3 separate regions of the Homo sapiens genome follow, and regions 1 and 3 are each linked to region 2. The links are chromatin contacts, found by Hi-C in ENCODE. All regions are on one chromosome and are shown on one strand. The core of a region is the stretch at or near the end of the contact, and the rest is flanking DNA. Distances in the headings are between cores, read along the strand shown.

Region 1 (4,742 bases), core at 1,787-4,286, 440 kb after region 2:
GCTAAAAGAAAACAAAACAAAAACTGTCGTGGTAATAAAGGGGTACCTAAGCGCTGCATAGAATCAAAACACAGTGGGACTTCACAGAACATCAACAGGGACAGATACAGCCATGGGGCGTCTACTTCTACGTGAACCTGTTAGAATCTCCCAACCCTCTCTGCCCTCCAGTTTTCTCTGCTTAGTCACCACTCACCAGTGTTTCACTTTATCTTTTAAGTTTCTCTCAAGGACAATCTGGTTTCCTAAGTCTCCTCCTATGCATAATCTGCCTTTGAGGCAGGTGCCCATCCATACTTCAATAGATGGCCAGAAGGGCAGGGCATAGGACATAAGCATGGCCAGTCATGCCCTCTCCTTCAGCAGAAGTTTCATAAGAGGTTTAATGCTCAAAGAACAGGTTATAGGCTGTCATAACATTATCTGTGTTGACATGAGGCCATTAATCCATCTCTGGTTTTCACTTAGAGGGCTGGGGAAGTCTGTTGGGAAGAAAGAATAAAGCCAAAGGAAAGGGTGTAGTGAGATTGGGGTGTACTGGCAAGGAGGTTTGGTAGAGGTAAGAAGAGGCCCAGTAGAGTAGACAACCAGAGTTACTGCCAAGGGCCTGGGATCAGAGCCAAGAAGGAGCAGTGCAGTGTCAAGTCAAACAAGTGAGGCAGGCTGGATAAACAGAAGAACCTCACAAAGGTCGGAGACCAACAGGGTTAGGAGCAACATGGAACCAGGTATAAATACAGGTCAAGGAACTGGTTCAGAACTAAGTAGAGACTAGCACCTGTGTGCTGAATCTTACAAGGAATTTGGATTGTCTTGCCATGGTGAATATGCCATTTTAAGATGGCTGTTAGGAGCAGGTCACCCTTTCACTCCAACAGTCACTGTATACAAGCCTCTAATGTAGGAAAAGTACCCTCCTCTCAAGTGTATGAAACTCCAGACACTTGTGGTACCCAATAGCATCTCTAGTGGCTCTGCTCTTTACCTTGATTTCATCTTTCAGGTCCCCACAGCCCCCATCTCCCTTGGAACTTCACGTAATTCCCTGAGCTCACACCAGAAGACCATTTGAAAGACCCTGCCTTGGACTTGGCTCAGTCTATTATTCCTCGCTCACCACCAATCTGTATCCAAGATCAACTTTATGCACCCACTTGCTCCCCTTAGGTGAGTTCCTTTTCTATCCAGTATTTATACTTCCCTTCAGGATATAAAGTTGCCATTATTCCATTATTTCTCACTTCTTAGGATCCTGGCCCAGCGATCAGCCATCAGACCTAATGGCTCTAGTCATTGTCTTTCCTAAGAGCCGCCATTAGGTAAATAGCACCCAAGATGACCCCCGGCTCAACAGTGTGCCTTCCCATCTGCCCAACACTCCATGGTCAGCCTGGCCTCTCCCCAGCCCCATTCTTGCATTTTACACAACATCTGGACTCCCTTCAACTCCTCTTTGACTTGTTAATTTGACTAGCATATTTACCTAGGACCTACTCTGTGAGAGACACTACCTAGGCACTTTGACAGCATTTTTCTTTAGTTTCTAAGAGTTTATACTCCGTGGGAAGATAAAACCTCTAAATCAACTATTAAAATATAATGTGATATATGTCCTTACATAATGATGCAACAGAATGCAGTGAGAGTAAGGAATAATAGAATTTATCCCAGGCTGGGGCAATCCTGGAAAGCTTCCAGGAGAAGGAGACACAAACAGAATTTTGAAGAGTCATACTAAACTGACTACCTGAAGAGGATTGAGGAGGAAGAAGATGAAGAGACAGAGCATTCCAGGCAGAAGAACACTATGCTCAAAGTAGGAGACCCGAAATGGACTATCGTTTGAAGAACTACACAATTTTTCAGCTGTATGGCATTTTTTCCCAGGAATTTATACTCTGAGAGGTAGTGTTGGAGAAAAAGGTAAGAGCAGGACCTTGAGGGGTGACTACCCAAGCTAAAGAGTTTGTGGAAGCTATCTATTGATTTTAAGTAGGCAAGAGATACAATTGAATCCATGTTGACGAGTTCGACAGAAGACAAAAGTATTGTCCTGTCTCCCTCTGAATGCCACACTGAGAGACCACCCTTCTGCCCACCCATATCTGCTGTGGGGCCTCTGGAAAGAAGTACCCATCCATGGGCCAAAGAAGGCAGGAGGCTGGAAGGACTTGATTAGAGCAGGGGAAAGAGCAGTTTGACCTCCCGAATGACTTTGCAGCCTCTACTTTGCTGAGCACAGCAAAGAAAAATAAATCATCCTTCAAATGGCAAGGGTCAGGGCTTGCTGCAGGACTGCCTAATTAGGTGTAAGATTACATTGCAGGTCTGGTTACAGGAGGCCGACAGGAATCAAATCCAACAGCACCAGACCAGAACAAGCAAGATCTTGCTCAGAATGAAAACAGGAGAAATAGAAGGCCTGCCACCATCCCTTCCTAACCTCCCAGCTACCAAATTTGAGTAGCCAGATAATAAAGGATTTCAAAAAAGGGAGAAAAATGATCTCCTAAGATTTTATATTCAGTTTCATTTCTGATGCAGATCTCTGATTACTGACAGGTAAGTTATAAAAGAATCAAGAAAGTAGGAGATGACCATAAACAGCTTATTTGTTATTAAACATTACTGAAAAGTAATTGGCCGCCTTCTGTAAAGCATTGCACTGTCTACAGGATACACAAAAGTTATTAAGATATGACCCTTTCTCAATGAGCTTACAGCCTGATGGGGAAGAACAACCCAAAAACTCAGAACAAATATTTCTGTGTTAGGGGTTTTTGCTCTTATTGATAGAGTGGGTTTCAGTGTACATGGAGAGCACTCAGAATGTTGTCACAGAAGACATCAGTTTGAACTGAGTCTTTAAAATTGGAGTTTATCACATGATGAAAAGAGGAAACTGCTTACTCAAGAGCAGAGATATGAGAAAATACAAGGCATTTTAATGAATAACGAGGACTACATTCCCTTGATTCTAAGAGTTCATTCATTGCCAGTCATATCACTAAAAAATTATCTACTCATCATAGCATATACTTGTCCCCACCCATACAGACTATTTTCTTCTTTTATGTCACAAAGTGTTCTATGTTCAACCCGAAGATTCTTATGAATCATTTTTAGACATTAGAAGTTATGCAAAGCATAAGAATGACTCATGATTTTTTGTAAAATATGCTCAACATCTTGACCTCATTTATACCTTTAGGATTGACAGTATAAATTTTAGAAGTATCTTAAAATACCAGCGTTTCATTTTGCATTGCTTTTTTTTTTTTTTTTTCCTGAGACAGAGTCTCACTCTGTCACCCAGACTGGAGTGCAGTGGCACAATCTCAGCTCACCGCAACCTCCACCTCCCAGGTTCAAGTGATTCTCCTACCTCAGCCTCCCAAGTAGCTGGGATTACAGGCACTCGCCACCATGCCAGACTCATTTTTGTATTTTTAGTAGAGATGCGGTTTTACCATGTTGCTCAGGCTGGTCTCAAACTCCTGACCTCAAGTGATCCACCCGCCTAGGCCTCCCAAAGTGCTGGGATTACAGATGTGAGCCACTGCTCCAGGCCTGCACTGCCCATTTGATAGTACTCATAGATTTCCTCCCCTTAATTGGTTTATGCAATACTAGAAATTAACCTTCTCTTAGTTTTATTATATCTCTTGATGATTCATCCATTTTGTCTAAGTCAAAAAAAAATAGAAAGCCTAAACACTACATAACTATTAAAGAAATTGAGTCACTGTTTTTAAATCTTGTTGCTGCTATGAAAGCTCCAGGCTTAAATGGATGATTTTAATAAGTTCTACCAAACTCTCAAGGAATAATTACAATTTTATATAAACTCCTTAAGAGAACAGATGGAGGGATACTCTCAAACTAGTTTTATAAGATTAGTGCACTTTTTATGCCAAATCCAGACATGGATGATATGAAAAATAAAAATTACAGACCACTGCCACTCTTGGACAGAGATTCAAATATTCTAAACTCAATTTTTTCAAGTTGGTTCTAGCAATGAATAAAAAACATAATACAATTTGATAATGTTTCATTTATCTCAGGAATGCAAGTTTGGCTTGGTATCTAAAACCCATTGACATAATTAATTCATTTTACTAACAATAAAGAGAGGTTATCAACCCCAATAATATTTTTAATATTCAATAAAATAGAATAGTTTTATAATTTAAAATTCTTATAGAACTAGGAGTAGAGGAAAACTTTTTTAATCTGATGAAAGTTACCTATCAGAAATCTATAGTAAAGTATACTTAAAGGTAAAATGTTAGAAACAATTTGCTAGGAGAAAAGAACAAAACAATAATTCCCTATTCAATATTGGTCCTAACCAATGCAGTAAGTCAAGAAAAGAAATAAAAACGATAAGAAAAGGAAAACTCATAGTGTATTTGGTAATTTTCAATTGTCAGAAACTGAAAAAATATGCCAATTATTATAATAAGAGACTAAAGTGATTGATATAACATCAATATGCAAAAGTGAATTACAAATTAAGATTGAAGAGGCACTTGAAATAAGTAACCTTTGAAAAGGTAGCATCTATTCAAACATAAAATGCATAAAGTATATATTATATGTTGGGGGGAGATGTGTGTACATACATACAAGACCTCTAGGGAGAAAAGTGTAAAACAATTCAGAAAAAACTAATAAATGTAAATGTTTACTATGTTCATGGATAGGAAAAGTCAATATCATAGAGATGTCATTTTCCT
Region 2 (5,015 bases), core at 69-2,568:
TTGCTCTGACTGGAAGGTACAACAAACACCATAGCCATTCTCTGTCTGATTAATATGACTGCTCATTCCATATACAACTATAGCTTCTTATTCTTTTATTTTTATGAATGTCTTCAATTTGGAGGAACTTACCTATGTTCTCTCTGGAATGGTTGGAGGACATTTGTATGGCAGTGTATAGTGTCATAACCACAGATATGTCTTTCTGTTGACCTTAACTTCCAAACACTGTGATCTGCTTTGAACTTATACTTATTTCCTGGTCAACCTACAGCTTGAGGGCAAGCTCAGAATAAACCACGTTTGTTTGAGAGTTTCGACACTCATCAACTGGGGGAAGCATATTCCATACCCTCTTACCTGTCTGTCAGGCACAGTATGAGAAGAACGTTGACTTTGAGGTCAAATATACCTGTGTTGATCTTAGTTTTGTCCCTACTAGTTGAGTACACTTGCCCAAGTTACTCAGCTTTGCTTATGTTATCTGTCCAATGGAGGTAATTATTATCTCATAGAGTGGTTGAGAATATCAATGAATTATTAAATGTCAAATTATTGGTACAATGCCTAATATGTATTAGGTACCTAGTAAGTATTAGTTCTCCTCTTGTCTCTTTGCAAATATGAAAACTGTTGACCTTCAGATGTGCGCCAGTGCATGTGAAGTCAATGTGGGGATTAGAGTTGGCCTCTTTCACCTCCAAATTAAAATCAAACTGTGCAGATTCTTAAATGCACCCAATTTAGACTACCTATAGATTAGAGAGCCACAGCACACTTCAAGTGATAAACGGTAGGATTTTTTTAGTCAATTTGATGAATCGCTTTTAACAATTTTACAGGGTTATCTGTTATGAAATACTAACCCTAATCTTATTCATATCTTTAATATTATCCATTCACCTTGATGCTTCCAGTGATTTAAAGATATTTTATTTTTTATTGACACATTTTTGTAAGCTATCACAAATTCCTTATGGAAAGAGTAAGATATACAACACACAAAACAATGGAATGAAGTACGATAAATAAAATAGCCAAACAAAGAATTTATCGAGGGCAACTTTCTGCCTCAATGTGTGCTTTGTATCTTAATTAGGCTGAAAGCCTTGGGAAGCATACCATTTTATTGAACAAACACTATTTGACCTTTCTAATATTTTATTTTTACCCACAAAGAAAATATCCAAAGAACGAAACTTTCTGATATGGAACAAATTCTTATTTTTCTTTGGCACATACTTTGTATTGGATTGTCAAAGACAAAGGAAGAAAGGCTCGCTGAGAGCCATGGGAGAGTGTGGTGTTTTCAATGCACCTGGCATTCCTGGCTCTTCTCCTACTGGGGCATAGGGCTGTGTGAAGGGCTGGACGTTTTCAATCACAAATTCTTGCTTTGTCTATAGCATTAACCCTGTGAGCCTTCTCCACTCTTTCTATGACACTTGGCATCTATCTCCTTCCCCAACCCTGGGCTGATAGAACAAACTGGTAGAATCAGTTGACACAATCTCTATCAGAAGCAACTGGCCTTGTCTTATCCAGAGCCAATAACGCACAACACACAAGATGGCTGAAGTCCAAGGTTCCTGCACATTAACAGATGGAGGGGAATTATCAGTGGAGAAATACAACCAAGCACCATGTGGATGGGTGACAAGAAGTCTTCTGGCCAGAGGAACAGATTACATACCAGCACTGCCTTGGCTCACTGCCCCGAAGAAATACATAGCAATCCACACTCGGGGAAAATTCCATGAAATAGCAGAGCAGGAACATCCTGAAGCCAATGGCAACACATTCCAAGAAAAACATCCAATGAACCAAACCCAAAACAACACAGACCTCAGAAACGTAAATAAGAATTAACTGAAAAAGGAAACCTTCAGAGTCTTGGGAAGCAACACAACAGATTAAGTGACCACAAAACACTAAAACACCAACTAGTTATTTACCCACTGCTTTGCGGTAAATATAAGGCCCATAGTCTCCAGGAGGTTATTTCTGGGCGCCAAGGACTTAGCACATAGTCCAGCAAAGAGCTTGGGCTTTATTTTCCTACCCAGGGCAAGTGGCATTTGTAATGGGCCTGAGAACCAGAAAGAAGATATTTTTGAACTACTTAGTCTTATGGCTATTTATAAGGATGAGAGAAGATCAGAGGGTGGGAAATGCACTGGGCTTCAAGTTAGAAGACTAGGGTTTGCATTCTTACTCTGCCACTGACTAGCTCTGCTGTCTTGGCAAGCTACTTAACCAAGCTGAGCTTTGATTTCCTCACTTGGAGAAATGAGTGGATAATAAAAATTATTATTTGTTCCTCATGGGGTTGATCTGAATATTAAATGAGAAAATGGAAGTACTCCTAAGAGGCAGAGTACAATGCAGTAGCCAGCCATTATTATGGTTGTTTCTATTGCTGTTACTACTTCATTACCCTAGGATCACAGGAGAATTCACGTTTGCTAACTTGAGATGAATTTCCTGATAGCTGAGGTTTGCCCTCACCCCCAAGCATCTATCTCAATGAATTATCTGCTTCCTTGAGAAGGTTCTTGTACATAGTTTAAACTTTTCTTGATGACTTAGAACCAAAGATATGAACATCTATTATTGTCCTCAGTAGCTTACAGTTAGTTCTGTTTGATTTTTCTCTCTTTCTTCTGTGAAGTCAAGCAAAGCCACAACCCACAACTCCTGACCTGTCTATATTTGTTTATTTATTTATTTTTGAGATGGAGTCTCACTCTGTTGCCCAGGATGGAGTGCAGTGGTGCAATCTCAGCTCACTGCAACTTCTGCCTCCTGGGTTCAAGTGATTCTCCTGCCTCAGCCTGCCAAGTAGCTGAGATTACAGGTGCCTTCCACTATGCCCAGCTGATTTTTCTATTTTTAGTTGAGATGGAAATTCACCATGTTGGCCAGGCTGGTCTCAAACTCCTGACCTCAAGTGATCCGCCCACCTCAGCTTCCCAAAATGCTAGGATTACAGCTGTGAGCCACAGCACCCAGCCAAAACTAATCTCTTCCTGACCTGTATTAATAGCTTCTCCTACCTCTATTTTGCTTGCCTATTTCTAATTTGGTCCACCTCAGATGATCAAGCTTGGTAGAAATGAGTGCTAACCATGAAACAGAGAGTCTCTATTTAGAATTTTGGTGATAAAATATGAGGCATTCATACAGGGACTTTGAGATCACCACAGTAGAGTGTAGAGACATATTTTGGCTCAAGATTAGAGAGTGGAAGGTGTCAGAGAAGCTAACCTCAGGGTGAGCACATAGTGCCTGAATTAGGAATGCTTTGGATATGTTTGGCTCACTCACATATCTCTCTCATTTTGATGTAGGTAGGTACAAGTGTGATACTTATCAATTTATAGTTGGTGGGGAACAAAGCCTGAGTCAGCCTCATTAGGGGCAAGGAAGTATTTTGAAGACCTGCGGGAACAACTCATATGTGTCAATCCACACATAACAATTTAGATTGTTTTGACTAAATTATACTTCCTATCAAGATCTAGAGTCATTCAGTTCAGCAAAATGACTTCAGGGATCAGCTTCTTAGCTGAATCAGATCATTGTTTTACTGATTTCACCTAAACAAACTGTTGTTTAAGTATCCCAGCTTTTCACCATGGTGGAATTATGATAGAATCACAGGACATAGTGCTAGAAGAGCCCTTCCATGTCATGCATCCCAGTGGTTCCCAAGTGCTACTCTGAAGACCCATGTTGGTCCACAATACAGAACAGTACAGGTTCCCAAGTACTACTCTGAAGACCCATGTTGGTCCACAACAAGTTTTCACAGGTCTGTGGAAAAATGAGAAAAAAATAAGGACAATAAGACGATTCAGCATCTTTCCCCATGAGGTTAATGTAATCATTTTAGAGTCATGTCTTATATTTCATAATTTTTCTTTTTTTTCTTTTTTGGAGTTCCTTGTCCTTTAATTTGAAATGATTGTAATGGTAAGTGACAGTTATTTTTCAAAAATCTATTTCTCAGATCAAAAAATTGACCATGTTATGTTAGGCTCCTGGTTGGTACTGGTCTTTTGTTGTTGTTGTTGTTGTTGTTTGTTTATTTGTTTGTTTGCTCTATAAACTTCAAAAATTTGGGAACTTCAGATCTAGACAAGCTCCTTATTTTTCAAATGGGGAAACAGACTCCCCCAAATTGTCAAAGTTCACACAACTGGGAAGATGGAAAATTAGGACCAAAGCTTGGCCCCCCTGTTCTCTTTGCCCCACAGCTATCTCCTCAACAAGTAGAATGTTATAATTATGACCAATTCTGTTGAATGAGAAGAATGAAGCTCTGAAAGAAGAAGCGATCAGAGAAAAGGAAACCTCTTTCTCAAGTACACACCAAAGTGCCCGAAACTGATACTTCATGTATGTTATTTTCTTTATCTCTTACAACAACCCTAAAAAGAGATACAGTTGAATACACATTATAAATAAAGAAAACTAAGTTCAGAGGTGTGATAGATACCTTAACGACTCAGAATCCATCAAACTATAATATCACCAATTTACATGCTATTCAACAAATATCTGTTGAGTGTCTTTCTTGTGCTAGGTAAGACTAATGCTAATGTAATTGAAAGATTTTAGCAAATTATACAGTGATAAACAGATATTCAATGACTTTTTAAAAAACTATCTATCTAAAAAATTCCTGTGAGGCTGGTTATTATTATTTTCATTTTATAGATGAGAGAGTGAAATTAGTAGAGTTCAAATGTGTTACCCAAAGTCATATTTTGGCATGTTGCTGTGACTGGCTTTCTGATTCCTAATCCTGTTCCCCTTTCTCTATACTCTGCTAGGGATATCTTTTTCCAGAGAAGAGGCATGGTGCACCAGAAAAACCTTAGTATGCAAATAATCATGGGCCAATCGGCCACAATTATTTCTTTGAAAAGGTAGGAGCGAAAGAAGAGTTGATGGAGACACCAGGCATGAAAGGGTCATAAGTTCTGGGCTTTCCAATAATAAGCCATTCT
Region 3 (4,409 bases), core at 1,158-3,657, 340 kb before region 2:
GAGTGGGAGGGGGCAGGGCTGTTCATTTATTTAATGTGTGTTTATAGGGGGAGTTTTTATTTTTGTTTGTTTTTTGTTGGTGGGGGGGATAGGGTCTCGCTTTGTCACCCAGGCTGGAATGCAGCGTTGTGATCAGGGCTTACTGCAGCCTCAACCTCCCAGGCTCTAGTGGTTTTCCCACCCCAGCCCCACTCAGTAGCTGGGACTACAGACACACATCACCTCACCTGGCTAATTTTTATTTTATTTTATTTTAATGGGGTCTTGCTATGTTGCTGGTCTCAAACTCCTAGCCTCAAGCAATCCTCCTTTCCCAGCCTCCCAAAGTGCTGGGATTATAGGCAAGAGCTGCTGAGCCAGGACTATGGAGGGATTTTTGATATGAGAGAAGTAGTGATAAATAAGACAATCAAGGTCCTTGCTGTCATGGACAGAGAAACAAAAGCAAACAAATGCAATCAGCCATTGATAAGCACTCTGCAGAGAATTAAGACAGAGGTTGGTCATGAGGTAGAGTAACTGGGTAATCAGTCCAAGGAAAGGGCAGTGCAAAGGCCCTAAGACACGAAGGAGGATGTGGGTTAGATAAACAAAGGAATGCAATGTTCTTTGGACCCACATGTGGATGTTTCTCATGGTCCACTGGTCACCCTGCTGGTCATACTTATTGCTGCCCAAATCACAGTGGCTCTGAGGCCCCTCCCATTTACTTGTGTGAATTCCAGGCTGTTTTGGAGGCTCTCCTTGCACCATCTCGTTTGCATCTCCTTGCAAACATCTTGTTGCAAACATCTCTTTGCAAACATCTTGTTGCAAACATCTCCTTGCAAACATCTTGTTTGCATCTCCTTGCACCATCTTGTTTGCATCTTGTTTACATCTTGCTTGCACCATCCTGTGCCCTGGGCATCACTCGGCCATGGCCCCCTCCTGGGTACCTGGAGCTCAGACACACTGCTAGACATAGCCTCAAGTTCAGACCCGCTGGCCCCTCCCTCATGGTGGTCTCCATGAGGACGCTGATGGGGAAGGTGGACAGCAAGGCCGATTCTAGCAAAATGCAGCTGATTGCAGAGAGGTGGCTCTGGAAGGTGATCAGGGACCCCAGTGGGATTCCCCGCCTTTGGGAGGCTGATAAGACACTGGAGAGAGACCTGGGTTTACTCCTTCAAGGAAAAAAAAATTAACATTGTCTGCTTTGTGCCAGATTGATGTCCAGCAGGGGCTGGCAACACCAGGGTCAATGAAAATCTAGCCCTCACCCTCCCCACTCATTGATCTTAGAGTTGAGTGAGACTTTAATACTAAGGTAGGGCATCTGGATGCAATTCCAGGAGCACCAACAGGCATCTGAATCACTCAGGAGACTTTCTGCAGCAAATTATAGCGAACCTAACTCACACTGGCTTGAACAATAAAAAGAGTTTATTGGTTCACCATCACCGAGAGGTTGAAAGGTGGGGAGGCTTCGGGTGTGGTGCAGTCAGGGCTTCAACTCCGGGTCTATGTGATTACCCTGGCCATGTCCTTCTTCTGTAGGTTAGCACCTTCCTTGGGCTGGTTTCTTCCAGGGTCACAGGATGGCTACCTGCAGACAGGGATGAGAGCAAGAGCATCACCCCCACAATCTCAGAATTCAATCTTGAGCATCTAGCTGATGGCCTTTTTCCACACCTGCCCAACGTCTGTGGCCAAGGAGATGCAAAGCCCTGCTAACCAATTCCTGTTGCAGAGCCAGTGGCACTACTGGGTCGACTCACCTCCTGAGCAGGAGGGAATTCTGCCTGAATCACTGGACAATGGTTGGAGGATGGACGTTGAGAAGTAGAAGTAATGTCTGTTACAATGGAAAGAGTGATATAACTGGATTTACATTGTTAAAGATCACTTTGGCTGGAGATAGTTTGGAGGAGCGCACAAGAGGAAGAAGGGAGAACAATTAGGAGCTCCCCCCAGGAGAGGTGATGGTGGCTGGGCCCAGGGGGAGGCAGGGGTGATGGAACAAAGGGGACAGACTAGAATCCTGCCTCTGATCCTTGGCAGCTGAGTGGCAGTGGCAAATCCCTTAGCTTCTCTTCACATCATTTTCCAAATCTGTAATATGGCTGTACAAATTCTTAGCCTTCAGGATTAAAGAAGATACATTAAACACGTGTAAAGAAGATACATTAAACACATTAAACACTACCTCAATAAGTGCATTTTATCATTGTTATTACCCAAACTCCTTAGCATGACGTTGGAGTCCCTTCGCATCTGGATCCACGTGACTCCAGGCGGCAGAGTTTCTGTGTTGGGCTGACAGTGCTCTTCCCGTCACAAGGTGGAAGCTTCCAAAAGGCAAAAACAATAACTCTACAGCCAGTTATGAAAGTTCTGTTTTGTCCCAGGGGATTTTGTACCTGGTCCCATCAGTCAGTGTCTACACTCTGAGCGGCACAGGGGGTGGTTTGTCGTGTTTTCAGTCCGCAAATATTGACAAAAGATTAAGGGTTGACTCAATGCACTTTGGTGAGTAAGAAAAAAACAGCTGGCTCAAATTTCCAGGCATTTATTTTCTCCTGAGTTGAGTTGCACTGTGGCTTTTGCCACTCCCCAGCTAGAGTCCTGAGCCCAGGAAAGCCCCTGCCTATCCCTGTCACTCCAAAATAATTTCACCAGAATCAGTGGGTTGAGTGTTTTTAGTACAGTCCATATAGTGCCTCAGCCTGCAAGGAAGATATGCATTCCTGGCAGAAAATGAGTCCATGCCAAATAGAGGGACCCTAAGCTAGGGATGTGTGTGTGTGTGTGTGTGTGTGTGTGGTGGGGGGCAGGGTGGGGGGCTGGTGGGAGCAGACCCATTGGGGGTATGGGGCAGTGGAGGGGGGATGGCACTACTTCAGTTTTTAGTTAGGTTTCAACTGGGATGATGGGAACCCATACGTTTGGGGATCAGATTGACCTGAGTTTTAATCTCATCCCTGCCATTCATTCATTGTGAGATTATTCATTCATTCAAAATAGGTCAGATATGGGATAAAAGCTTCAAAAGCTATTCCTAAGAAATGACTATCTAGTGATGGATACGGAGAAGTAGATTGTAACAGACTGTGATAAATGGGGAAAAAACAGAAGGTAGGAAGGACAGAGAGGGAGCACTGAATCCAGTGTTGCTTGGCGTGGTTGTGGTGGTCAGAAATCATGGGTTGCTTCCTGGAAGAAGCATCAAAGCATAGGGCTTCCTCCAGGAAGCACTGAGAAGGGAGAGGCATTAGCATGCAGAAGAGGTGTGCAGCAGGGATGGTGTTCCAGGCAGAAGTCTGTGGACAAACATGAGCATGGAGTGGAATGGGGTAGCGGGAGGCAGACCAGGCTGAAAGGGGAGCAGGGGCTGAACAATTAAGGCCATGAAAGCTGTTCTAAAGTTTCGACTTTATCAGAGGTCAAGGGAGAATCGTGGGAGGGTGTGAAGCAGAGGAAAGGCATGAGCACCACGCATTTTCAAGCATTTTTGGCTGCTTTGTGAAAAACAGACCAAAGCGGAATGAGGCAGGAAGTGGGGACAAAAGTCCAGAGGCTATCACATAGTACAGGTGAGAGATGGTAGCAGCTGGGTTGAAGGAAGGCTGTGGGGTTACGATAAACAGTCACCCGTGGAACTGGGGGATGTTTGTGATGTGGTCACAGGATCCTAGGGGAAGAACAGAATGTTATTAGGTGCCAGATGCTTCAATTGCCTCATGTTATTTCTAGTAACATCCCTGTGAGGTGGGCATGGACCTGACAGGGTGAGTGATGTGCCCACAGCTGGCAAGTGGTAGTGGCAGAACTCAACCCCAGGTCTGCCTATCCCCAGACCTGTGGTTTGTCACCACTGGATCATGCAGTTTTCCTAAGTCAAATGTAACAAGTTATTGCTTATCATATTTAAATTAAGACCCATAGAAGTTTTACCAATTCTGGAAAATTTAAATGGAGTGATAAATGCACTGAAGATAAAAGACTGAAGAAAGTTGTTGATTGATATCTTTGGAATGACCATCAGCATCCATCTCCTTCTGTGAAAACCCCAGCCACCATCCTCTCTGGGATTTTGAGGTCAGGTGTCATTATCACTAGGAAGTCTCCCTGGATTCCTACTTCCTCATCAACATTTATTTTATTTTATTAATTAAATTAATTAATTAATTTAGAGACAGAGTCTCCCTCTGTTGCCCAGGCTGGAGTGCATGGTGCAGTTTCAGCTCACTGCAGCCTCTGCCTCCCAGGTTCAAGCAATTCTCGTGCCTCAGCCTCCTGAGTAACTGGAACTACAGGTGCATGCCACCACACCCAGCTAATACATATATATATATATATATATATATATATATTTAGTAGAGATGGGGTTTGGCTGTGTTAGCCAGTCTGATCTCAAACTCGTGACC

The links. Hi-C counts contacts between places; a loop is a spot of excess contacts on that map. Pooled maps may share reads with other maps.
Region 1: a map of ascending aorta shows a loop between it and region 2 (2.4-fold over the local background). The contact joins two enhancer-like sites. A Hi-C loop is called at or near these places in 2 of 168 maps with a recorded cell type or tissue (CD8-positive, alpha-beta T cell and ascending aorta) and 3 of 50 pooled maps.
Region 3: a pooled map shows a loop between it and region 2 (2.2-fold over the local background). The contact joins the promoter of LINC01767 here to the enhancer-like site in region 2. A Hi-C loop is called at or near these places in 2 of 168 maps with a recorded cell type or tissue (aorta and cardiac septum) and 4 of 50 pooled maps.

Annotation. Positions count from the first base shown.
Region 1 is chr1:55,630,610-55,635,351 of GRCh38, reverse strand. No RefSeq gene overlaps it. Among named protein-coding and RNA genes, the nearest start is that of LINC01753, 310 kb to the left of the region's middle. Within about 2 kb of position 3,036, at least 5 of the 41 ENCODE cell types and tissues checked have a DNase peak (open chromatin) inside an H3K27ac peak, as active enhancers do; they include ascending aorta, where a contact is called at or near this core.
Region 2 is chr1:56,070,899-56,075,913 of GRCh38, reverse strand. All of the region lies in intron 2 of LOC105378741 (a long non-coding RNA gene), which reads left to right. Among named protein-coding and RNA genes, the nearest start is that of LINC01755, 130 kb to the right of the region's middle. Within about 2 kb of position 1,318, at least 12 of the 41 ENCODE cell types and tissues checked have a DNase peak (open chromatin) inside an H3K27ac peak, as active enhancers do; they include ascending aorta, where a contact is called at or near this core.
Region 3 is chr1:56,412,961-56,417,369 of GRCh38, reverse strand. It overlaps LINC01767 (long intergenic non-protein coding RNA 1767), which reads right to left and starts at 2,407. Exons shown (of 4, transcript NR_147163.1): 1 at 2,220-2,407; 2 at 2,028-2,122; 3 at 1,761-1,837; 4 at 1,404-1,588. The region is part of intron 1 of LOC124904185 (a long non-coding RNA gene); the gene reads left to right.